Linked DNA regions of Homo sapiens: region 1 is linked to region 2. The links are chromatin contacts, found by Hi-C or POLR2A ChIA-PET in ENCODE. All regions are on one chromosome and are shown on one strand. The core of a region is the stretch at or near the end of the contact, and the rest is flanking DNA. Distances in the headings are between cores, read along the strand shown. Region 1 has its middle 59 kb from the start of KDR. Region 2 holds the start of CEP135 (centrosomal protein 135).

What was found. Hi-C counts contacts between places; a loop is a spot of excess contacts on that map. ChIA-PET counts read pairs that join two places held with the same protein, here RNA polymerase II (POLR2A). Pooled maps may share reads with other maps.
Region 1: a map of HCT116 shows a loop between it and region 2 (4-fold over the local background). The contact joins the enhancer-like site here to the promoter of CEP135 in region 2. A Hi-C loop is called at or near these places in 1 of 168 maps with a recorded cell type or tissue (HCT116) and 6 of 50 pooled maps. POLR2A ChIA-PET finds 5 or more read pairs at or near these places in 1 of 52 experiments (activated T-cell).

The regions. Positions count from the first base shown.
Region 1 is chr4:55,182,010-55,187,754 of GRCh38, forward strand. No RefSeq gene overlaps it. Among named protein-coding and RNA genes, the nearest start is that of KDR, 59 kb to the left of the region's middle. Within about 2 kb of position 2,087, at least 8 of the 41 ENCODE cell types and tissues checked have a DNase peak (open chromatin) inside an H3K27ac peak, as active enhancers do; they include HCT116, where a contact is called at or near this core.
Region 2 is chr4:55,946,353-55,951,787 of GRCh38, forward strand. It overlaps CEP135 (centrosomal protein 135), which reads left to right and starts at 2,593. Exons shown (of 26, transcript NM_025009.5): 1 at 2,593-2,707. EXOC1-AS1 (EXOC1 antisense RNA 1) reads right to left here and starts at 1,660. Exons shown (of 5, transcript XR_941069.4): 1 at 1,488-1,660. RefSeq lists enhancers at 1,402-1,551, 2,170-3,134 and silencers at 2,349-2,488, 2,539-2,998.

The DNA.
Region 1 (5,745 bases), core at 837-3,336, 760 kb before region 2:
TCCCTTATCTTTCTGGCTAGTAAATAGCTGCCTGTTATCTTCTTAGTGTGTAGCTGAACTTACCATCTCCTTTCTGGTCAGGGGTTTTATAGTCTGATTACGCCTTAGGCTTCCTGTGCAAGCCATCAGAAGAAGGACCATTCACACACACACACTACAAAAAAAGGAGATTTAAGGTAAAGTCCTTTAAAACCCCAGCCTTCATAGAATAAAGAGATGATATATCACAGAATCAAGAAACAGGAGTCACAGATTCAAGATAGATCTATCATGGCATCTGACACAATGAAGTTGCCTATTTAGGGTGTAAATGAGAGCGAGATTTTAGTCAATTGTCATGCTTTGGAGACTGAAAGCTAAGGGCCAACACTTAAATAATTTTATTCCAATTCTACCAAGATTTTTTCCCTAACTTAACTGACTAAAAAGATTATAAAATTTATGTCACCTTAGCCTAGGATCCTCTGGAAATACATTCAGTAATAGTAACTTTTAGACAAAATTTGACCAGTAGCCATAAACCAAATCCACAGAACAAAATGAAAAATATCCTACTTTTAAGAGGCAAAAAGACATTCTTAAGCCAAATGTTATTAAAGCAAAAAACAACTATGTAGGAAATATTCTGTGCTTTTCCCTACCAGCAGTGTTCAAGCAGAAATCACTTCTGCAGAACTACTGAACAATGAAGGCTGGAAAGGAAATATAAAAGAAGTGGTATTTTGGTAAAAAGATCCTGACCCTGAGGATTCGTACTAGTATTAAGTGTTATAAAATTAACCTTTCAACTGTCCTCTGGGGTCTGAAGAACGCAGCTAAATGAAGGAAAACTAATTCATGAAACAGGCTGCCAAGGAGGATCAAGGAAGGAGCTTGCTATTCAGGAAGCTCAAGAAACAGCACCCAAGCAGGGATGCAGGGCCCAGAAAGAAAAAATTTAACTGATTCCAGAAAAGTCATTGAGCTTTGCTAAAGAAGGAGTCGTGGCAGCCTCACTACCAAACATTTGTACCTACCTCCTCCTCCATGTGGTGAGGAGGATTTGAGGCCTGGCACGAAAGCAAGGCCATCACCATCACCATTATTGCTATTATCAGGGAATCCCCAAGCAATGTCCATTCAAGAGATGTTTGAAGCCTTACGCAGATATTTTCCAGCCTTTGAGTTTTTTGACCCCTTTTTTCTTTAACCTTTGTTCCATTTTGATACATGGAAAGATCCTACTCCACTGTCTCAGCTAGATTTCAGTAGGTTTTTCTGTGTGGGAATGTCTCTACATATCTCTGAGCAGTCTATCTTCTGTGTAGGTGCACCAGCAGGAAGAATTTGTTGATCTTTACTATTGTAAAATAAATATATATTTTTATTATTCAGTATAATACAGAATATTTTATGTATATAATATTATGTTGCTTTATATTTCATTGCTTAATATATTATTGTATTGAGTACATTATTTCCCAAGCATACACAACTTTCTCCTCTCCCCAAAATCCTTTACCACGCCCTTTATAAAAATCACTACTTTAGGACTTAGTCTAGGAGAATTATCTCATTTGTGATGTACATTGCAGGGTGATTTTCTAAAGGAAGCAGGACTTTGTGAGCTTGCTGCATTCCTGTGAAAAGAAGTAAAATAGGAACATAAGGCTAATGTAGAGAAAAGTTGGAGGAAGGGCTAATGAGATTAATTAGATAGACAGATAGATAGATTTATTTTAAACATAAATAAACATCACGCTCTTTAGTCCCTCAATACATAAAAGTGGTCACTTGAGCCACCAGAGCTACAATGAATGAATCCAATACACTTTAATGTAATCGCCATGTCTACCTCACAGTGCTTTTAGACAAATTAGCAAAGGGCACCCCTTCCTCAAGGCACTTTACTTTCATCTTCTGGAAATCATTGAAATATACTGATATTTTTTAAGAACAAGAAACTCCCATCTGCTTTAAAACTTGCATGTAAATTTGTACAAATCTATAATACTTATGATGCGAATCATACTCTGTAGAAAGTCCTCTGTTCAGTCCACAGCTTGCTCAGGGACACCCAGCTCCCCTGGCATCGCTTGTGTAATGCCCTTCACCACAACCATGAGGAGCTGTGTTTGTTTTACGCAAGGCTTCATCTAACTCAGTTCCTGGTACACAGTATGTTCTCCAGATAGCAATTGAATGATGGAATGAATGTGTGAAGAAAAAAATGAATGAATGAATGGCCCCTCTTTAACACAAAAATCTATTGCAAAAGTGAAAAATCAGTACAACTAATGTTTACTGAGCACCTACTATGCATCAGGCCCTGTGCTAAGCATATATGTGCATTCTCATTAAAATCCTGTGAGGTACAGATTTTTACTCTTCACAGAAGTTAAGTAACTTGCTACAGTCATTCAGCTGGTGACTCACAAACCACGGGACCAGATAATCACATTCCTAACCACTACACTGGCAAGTCGGCCTGTATCCTGTCGTGCTCCAAGGGGGAGCTACACCTTTTGGAAACACAGAGTTCCCTTGTGTGGCCAGGCCAAGGAAGAGAAGGCATCCGAGATCCCGTGGCCATGATGATTTCCTTTTCTGTCTGTAAAAACAAAGTTACTCTCTTCATGCAACTTAACCAGTAATGAGGTCAGATCACACAATATTCCTAGTCCTGGCCTGCATACCCAGCACTCACCTTTGAAATCAGTTAGCAGCGAGTCATTAAGCTACAGAATAAGAGCCCTCGCATCACCTGTGGGTGCAACACCTGGGCTAATAGCACCCTCTGAAATGTCCTGGCCACTAGATGGCACTGAAGCTCAAATGTCACAGAACTATACGAAACACGTCCCGCCATGTTTTAGGTAAGACAATAGCAACAATAACCAGAACAGCAACATTATTAAATACTTATGATAAGCTAGGTACTCTTCCAAGGTCTCTATTTGCATTATCACATTGAATCCTCACAACTCTATGGGGTGACTTCATTATTATCGCCATTTTGCAGACAAACAGATTTAGAAAGTCAAGTATCTTGGCCAAGGTCACACCGCTAGTAAGAGGCAGAGCAGAGATTTTAGCTCAGGCAACCTGACTCCAAAGCTCAACATTCCTAACACTCCACTGCCATTTCCTGCTACACTATCATTGTCCTTTCACTTAGCTGCTGAGCACATGTTCAGTATCCACCACAGATTATTTTTGAAACTCCTTTTGGAAAATCCTCTCTCATGAGGGAAAAAGAAAACCTGCATTCAGGCCACATAAGCACATCAGGCACAAGCCAAGATTCAGATGTACTGGAGCTATTTGCTCAAGGGCGCAACCTCAAAAGAATATCATCCTGGTGGTGAAGAAATGGGTCACAGCCTGTGGTGCAGCAAAGCAAAGTCAGCTGGATCCAGCTGCAAGGTCTCACATGTTAGAAAGAGCCCCTAGGAAGACGGCCAAGGGCAAGCCCTGGCTCCTCCTTACTCATCATGATATCTAGAGCATGACACTTAAGCATCTGGAGCCTCTGGTATTGTATCTGTTAAAAGGGGGGAAAATGCATGCCTTGTCTTCTCTACTGGGTAAAAGTAAAATGTATAAAGTGTTCACTGTGGTCATTTCAGAGTTAAGTATAATATCATTAAAAGCCTTCATTACCCCTTTTCACCTAGGCAACATCCTTTGCCTTCTTGCCCCATAATTCCTTTTATAACCCAAGTCTGTTTCCAGAGAACTGTTCTCAAAGCATAGATCTTACCAGATCTGCTCCCCCCAGCCCTGCCAATGACTCTATCTTCAATTCCAAACATAGCAGCTAAGGTCTTCCATCACCCACTTGCAACCTGCCTCTTCTTCCTCATCTCTCCCAACTTCGCCTTTCCTTCACCTTATGCACAACTGGACCAGATGCTTTGCTGTTCCCAAACATTCTTATTTCTCTGCCTCTGCATCTCTGCTCAGATATTCCTTCCACCTGTCCATGGTTTGTGCTGCCCAACGTCAGAGCTATTGGGCTTTTAATTAGAGCTTATGCTCTTCCTTTAAGGAATGACTCCCCTGGCATTGCATTGGCCAAGAGATGGGTATATGACCCAGGTAAGACCTCTCAGTCCCTCTTCCCTTGAAATTTGTACCTTAAGAGAAGTGACCCAACCCAAAAGCACTGGAGTTGACTCATCCTTATAGACCATACTCTGAAAAAAACATTGCCATCAATCCCTAGTACATCAATCTATAACATGTTTCCTTAAAGGTACAGCTTTTTACTTCAATTCAGGAGCTATCTCCACAATCCCCAACAGATTCCCCCTGGTGGTGGTGGTGTTTTTTTAATTTTTTTTTCTCTTCAATTAGCCAGAGTTCATATCTGCTTCTTGCAGCCACTAAATAATCCTTCAAGGTTCAGTTCAAATGGCAATTCTTCATAAAGCCTCATTTAGGCACATTTTATAGCAGTTATTTGTATACACTTCTGTTTTCCCTCTGCATTATTAGCTCCTTAAAGACAGGGATCAGGACTTGTTCATCTTCGTACCCCAACTGCCCCCAGTGGACCAGAAACGTGGTCATTTTTTGGTAAATATTTATTGACTTGAATGGCAAACCAGTTAAGAAGGAGAATTTAAAGTACTTTGTAGGATTCAGTGGTATTTTAATCCTGTGTTTTGTAGTGTTCATGCATGCTGTTATCTAATAAAATTTGTTTTTCTAGAGAAATCATCTATCCAAATTCTACAACCATTATCACATTTTCAAGACAGCCTGAGGCTTACAGTGAATTTGAGAGTTCTCCTCAGATCCAGAGTCTTCTAACTTTTGCCCTGCTTCCCCTCTCTGCTGAAATGTCAGGGCTCTGGCAGCTGCCATTATCAGATCCCAAACAAGCGTGTGAATAACAATGGGAAGTGTGACAATTCCCTAGGTTGTTTTTTTTTCTTTAAGCCTTCACAGGAAGAGCTTGACTATGGCGAATTCTATGTTTAGACTGTAGTCTTTTGTATTTAGTTTAGCAAACTGCATTTCAAGGCCCCTAGGATGCAAGTTATACTCATTATAATGCACGAATAATTTCCCCTTCAACATGATTTTCACATCAGAATGATAAAGGACAACCAAATGATGAGAATGAACTGTTGCAGTATGAAACTGACCCACAGCTTACGTAAAACTGTAAGTGAGCACAATTGAATGTTTATTGAAGCATATTTATAAATACTATCAAACCAAACATGATTCCTGTTATCTCTAATGAAAAAATTATACTTTTCCTTTTTCCTGACAAGGAATGAGGGGAAGGGATAGGGAGAAGGGAAGCTGACAGCAAGGTTTCTTACCCCACTGCTCCCTCTCCATCTAATTAAGAAGTCTGCTGATTGGGGCAGTCCCCACGGCAGCAGCCACCTAGCAGAAGTGCAGGGAAAGCCTTAGATCTGCTTACTTTCCACTATATTAGGCACCCCTGCTTTACATTCTATGAGTTGTCCACTCCCAATAATTACTTCTTTCTGAACACCCATCTTGACAAGAATGAAAAGCCATCACAAAAGGCTATTTTCCAAAAGAAAAAGTTCAAGTATCTTCTCTTTTCACATCCATACTTCCAAACATTGTCCTTTAACACAGCAAATGATAAGGTTAAACTTGGCCTATGCTCCAAGTATAAAAGCCAAGGACATTACCTACGCATAAAAATAAAATGAACTATCTGGGAAAATGAAGTAGACGTACTTTTCCCTATTCCTCCCACTAGCTACAACTAAA
Region 2 (5,435 bases), core at 1,343-3,842:
CTGCCTAGTTTAAATTTGTTATTAGAGACTGGCCTCTCAATAAGATAGTAGAGTGCCCTCTGACTATATGAGATAAACCAGGCACAGTAATTTCCCCATGGATCCACTGTGCAATTTATGCAATGATCCGAGAGTCTCCACCAGGAGTTTTCTTTTAGCACCAGATGTACTAAACTAAAACAATCTAGATCTGATCCCTCACAGAAGAAGCAGGGTACTCTCATTATCCAGGTGGTTGGCCCTAATCTTCAGGCTGATGCTAATCCTTGGGCTCCCCACAGTCAGTTACCTGTTGTCCTGGCCCTTTGGGTTGGGGGGAGATCTCTAATTGGTCAAAACATGATATCCCAACACAAATGAAGAAAAGAAAAAAAAAATAAAACAAGCAGCAAGGCTGGGCACGGTGGCTGGCTGGGCATGGTGGCTCATGCCTGTAATACCAGGACTTCGGGAGGCCGAGGTGGGCGGATCACCTGAGGTCAGGAGTTCGAGACCACCCTGGCCAACATGGTGAAACTCTGTCTCTACTAAAAATACAAAAATTAGCCGGGCATGGTGGTGGGTGCCTGTAATCCCAGCTACTCAGGAGGCTGAGGCAGGAGAATTGCTTGATCCCGGGAGGTGAAGGTTGCAGTGAGCCGAGATCATGCCACTGCACTCCAGCCTGGGTGACAGAGCAAGACTCCATCTCAAAACAAAAACAAAAACAAAAACAAAAACAAAAACAAAAAAACAAGCAGCAAATAATGTAATAATTATAGCCACACAAACATGCACCTCACTGTTGCAGGGATTGATCTTGTACCCCGTGGGACCCATCTGTTCCATTCCCCAATCAGGTTATCCTGTCACGTTGAGGCAGGAATTTAAAGAAAGTTTTGTACTGCATTTACTCACTCTAAGGATAGTAACAAGCAAGGCTATAGGAAGGTCATGGTGACCTAGTCTAAGAAGCCAGGAATGAGCTCCAAACACCCCTGAGCAATGGTTAAGAAAAACAAATTCCTTTACTGTTTCTCTTTCCTTAGACCATTAATTATGATTATTTTTGCCTATGTTTAGAAAGATTTGTAGGTTCCTGTTTTTCTTTTGACGCAGCTGCAAGGCCACCAGCTAAGCAAAGCCAAAAGTTATGCAAATTTCAGCAGTTATGCTATAGATTACAAAACCTGTCACTGTGTGATTTACTGCCTTGGTTCTGCTTTTTTAATTTAGCCTATATAAGCCAAGCTCTGTCTTTGTTCAGGGCTCAGCTTTTTGGATGCAAATCCACGGAGCCAGTGCACACCTTAATAAAATCCTCCTGCTCCACCCATTGGTCTTTCTGGTCCTCTGCTTTCCCGCAACAATGGGAGTCTTCAAGCGGCCAGTGCCTTTTTCGTTCTTAACTGCCCAATCCGTGCCAGCAGAAGGCAGCTTTAAACCAAAGTGAAAGAGCTGAAGCAAAAAAGAAAGAAAATAAAAAGTCCCAGTTCTTCTGGGCTTACCTCCTGGCTGGCTCACCAAAATATGTTACCAGATTGGAAGTTGGGAGTTCCAGGTTCTTGGTGTTATGAACAAAGAATTGGATGAGACACACAAATAACCACCCCACAAGATTTATTAAGCAAAGAATATACCAGAGAGAGGAACGGGCTTATCTTCAAGTGGTGTCAGCCCTGGATTAATATAGCCTTTGTTCTTTTATACCCACTTCCTACACTTCTTTAACTCTAGGGAGGGGATTTCCTATAATTGTCATATCTGTTTTCTTGTTTTTTCTCTCTTAGTGCGCCTGCGTGAGCTTGCCATAATTTTAAGTGTATGTATGATAGGCATTCCATAGGTATGAGCTGGTCAGTCTTCTGACTTCCTTCCCTATTCTGCTGCCTCAGAAGGCCTATTTGGGAGAAAAGTAAACAGGAAAGAATGAAACTCCCTCTGACTGTCTGGGAAATTTTCAGGGGAGAAATGGAATTCTAGGATTTTACTATGTGTTTTCCATCTGTGAGTGGACTATAACGGTTTATTTCAATTTAATTCCACTCACAAATGTTTTGCTGAGTAGAATAGTCTCTGACTCAAGGAATTCACATTTGGGGGCGGCAGAGAGAGACGGATCAACAAATGATTGTATTTTGATGGATGAATTCTATGGTTCTACAGAGAGCCTGCGGGAGATACTATTGTGGGATAATTAATTGCATTGGGTGGTTGTCAGGGAAAGTTGCAGAGACAACGTGATATCTGCGTTTGGGGATTACGTGGTGAGCAGGCGTTCACCTTGCAGGTGAAGGCTACTCCGCTGCAGGGACCGGTACTGGGGCGGCGTTTGTTCCCCGCACGCAGTAGGTGATCCACACCTCCCGCCGACAGGAGGAAGAGGATGCCAGCTCAGGCACCAGCTGAGGTTTGGCATTTGCTGGCCGCGGGCGCCGACCTCCAGGGGGCGCCGTGGCCTCGCGCTGTCCGGGCCGTTGCATTTCCGGGCACTGGGGCTCCGCCATCGTCGCCAAGCGCGTCCCCGCCGCGAGCCGCTAATCGTCCGCCGCTCCCGTTACCGGGGCAACCGCGGCGCCTCCTCCGTGTCGGCCCCGATCGTCCCTCCGCGCCATTTTCAAACTGCTCTAGCGCCGGAGCCCGTGCCTGGACGGAAGGAGCTAGTGGGGGACTCGAGGCCTGAGGGCAATGCGGCTGGAGGCGGAGGCAACGGCGGCTGGAGCTGCCGGTGAGTCCGGATGTGGGAGCCAGAGGGCCAGCTGCGGCGGTGGTGGCGCCTTCGCCTTCTGGGCGGTACCCGCGGGCCGGGCTCGGGCACTGCCGGGAGGCCGCGCGGCCGCGGGAGGAAGTGAGGCCAGGCCGGGTCAGACCGGGCGGGGAGGGGCGCGGGGACTCTTCCCACCCACCCCGCTCCCACACCCCCTTCCCGTCAACACCCGACGGTAAAGTTGCAAACCGGAGATTGGGTGGAGGAGAGCTTGGGCCGACTCGTCAAGGAGCGTCTGTGTGGGCCGTGCAGACAGGCTTGCTGTTGACCAATGGATAGATTTAAACATTAAAATGCCTTCTCAGTGTAGCAGTCATCCATGCTCTTTGTAACAAAAATGTCGCAAAGCGTAGGACGACAGCCTTTAATTAACCTTTGCCCAGCTCCTTTGAAGCCTCTCCACTGCTTTCCAGCCTTTACTACTTTGAGTTCAATAAGAAAGGACTCTGAGATAACCACAGCTAACGGGTTTCTTTGTTGTCGTTTGGGGTTTCTTGTTTATCTTCTTAAGCCCTGTGCACACATACATACAGCATTAAATGTACTGGTTTTGAGACGCCAACCCCCAGAGTTAAGTAGATGGATACTTCTACACATATATGTATGGGGGACCCCCAAACCTAACCTTTTATGTTGCTTTGCTAGAAACTTAGAGTATAGCCACCATATTTGGATGGGGGTTATGGGGAAAGACAACAGTTCATGGGTGGGGACGGCCTAACATGTTTCTATCTGGGAGGATTTTAATCCGTCCTGTGTATTGAGGCCCTGGCCATGATTTATTGATTCATATTCATTCTCATTCTCTCCCCTCCAAAGCAGGATGTGAGGAGGTATTATCTCTGGGTAACTGGAGTTGGTAGCAAAGAGGGGAAATGTTTTGAGTGGTGCACCGCCTGTAAGTTTACACCCTGCTAGTAATACACCTGGATTTGTCAGGTGTATTTCTGATGTCTGCAGGAATTTCCCTAAAAACCCTGCATCACTTAGGTGTCTCTTGTGGAAAGAACCTAGGAAATCTATGAGGAAGCCATTCAAAAAAAGTTAACAAGAGCAAAGAGAAAGATATACAGAAAGGAGTGACCAAGGAGAGACTCAGGAGACCTGGTCTCTGATGACTGCCCACCTACTTTGTGGCCCCGTGGTTTTGGAAGAGTTACTTTCTTGAGGCAGCCTTTCCTCATGTTTAAGTAGGGATAATATCATTGGTCTTTCTCCCTCACAGGGTAGCTGTGAGGATCGACTTTTACATGTATGCTCATGCATGTAATGCATTTTTTATATATTGTGAAGAACAACAGATGTAAAACAAAATTTTTATTTGGCTTAGAAATACGAGTACCATGACTACAGTTAGTTAGCAAAGGTTAGAAAAGAGCAGAGTTTCTAAAGAAATGATCTTTGGGCTGAGCATATTGGCTCACACCTGTAAACCTAGCACTTTGGGAGGTAGAGGTGGGAGAATACCTTGAGCTCAGGAGTTGGAGACCAGCCTGGGCCACATAGCAAGACCCTGTCTCTAAAAAAGGTAACAATTAAAATAAAAAAAAAAAAGAAATGCTCTTTGGATAACTCCATTTTAGGGCAGATTGATAGGAATATATTCATAAATATTTAAAAAGACAAAGATAAAAACTTGAACAGAGGTACTTATGTGTGTCTTTTTTTTTAATTGAAGTGAAATTTACATGATGAAATGCATAGAGTTTAAGTGTACTATTTGAAAAGTAAATTCTCTAAATGTATACACTTGTGTAACCACTACCCCAATCAATGTAATATTTTCATTACCCTAAAAAGTTGTGTCTTAACTCTTAACGGGCAATCTGCAGCCCGCCTCACCTCCCCAGACAACTCTTGTTTTAATTTCTGGCCCCATAGTTTTAATTTTACTTGTTCATCAACTTCATGTAAATGGAGTCATACAGTATTTGTCTGGTTTCTTTTGCTCAAATAATGTTTTTGAGATTCATCCATGCTGTTGATGTGTATCAGTAGTTCCTTTTATCCCTTAGTATTGCACTGTATAAATATATCATACTTTACCCCTTCTGCTGTTGATGGGGGTTTAGGTTGTTTCCAGTTTGGGGCTACTATGAGTAAAGCTGTGAACATTCTTGTAGAGTATTTTTGTGAATATTTTTTATTTCTATAAATACCTGGGAATAAAATCACAGGGTTATAGTCCAGAAGTATGTTTAACTTTATAAAAAAACTGCCAGACTTTTTCCAAAGTGATTTTACATTCCTGTCAGCAATGTGTGAAGATTCCAGTTGCTCCAGATCTTTGTCGACATTTGCTATTGTCGGTCCTTGTAATTTTAGTCATTCTAGTTTGGGAGAAAATGTACCTTGTTGTTTTAATTTGTATTTCCATGTTGACTACTGTTGAGCACCATTTCATATCATCATTCCCATTCAGACACCTATGCGAGGTGTCTGTTCGAATCTTTAGCGCAACTAAATTACAGTTTTAGCCCAAATTAATGTTCTTATTGGGATGTTTGTCTTATTATTGAGTTGTAAGAATTCCTTTTATATTCCCTATACAAATCCTTTGTCAGATATTGTGAATATTTTCTCCCACTCTTTGGTTTGCCTTCTCTATTTTAATTGAGTATTTTGATGAGCAGACATTTTAAATTTTGATGAAGTCCAATTTATCAAATTTATCTTTTATGTTTAGTGC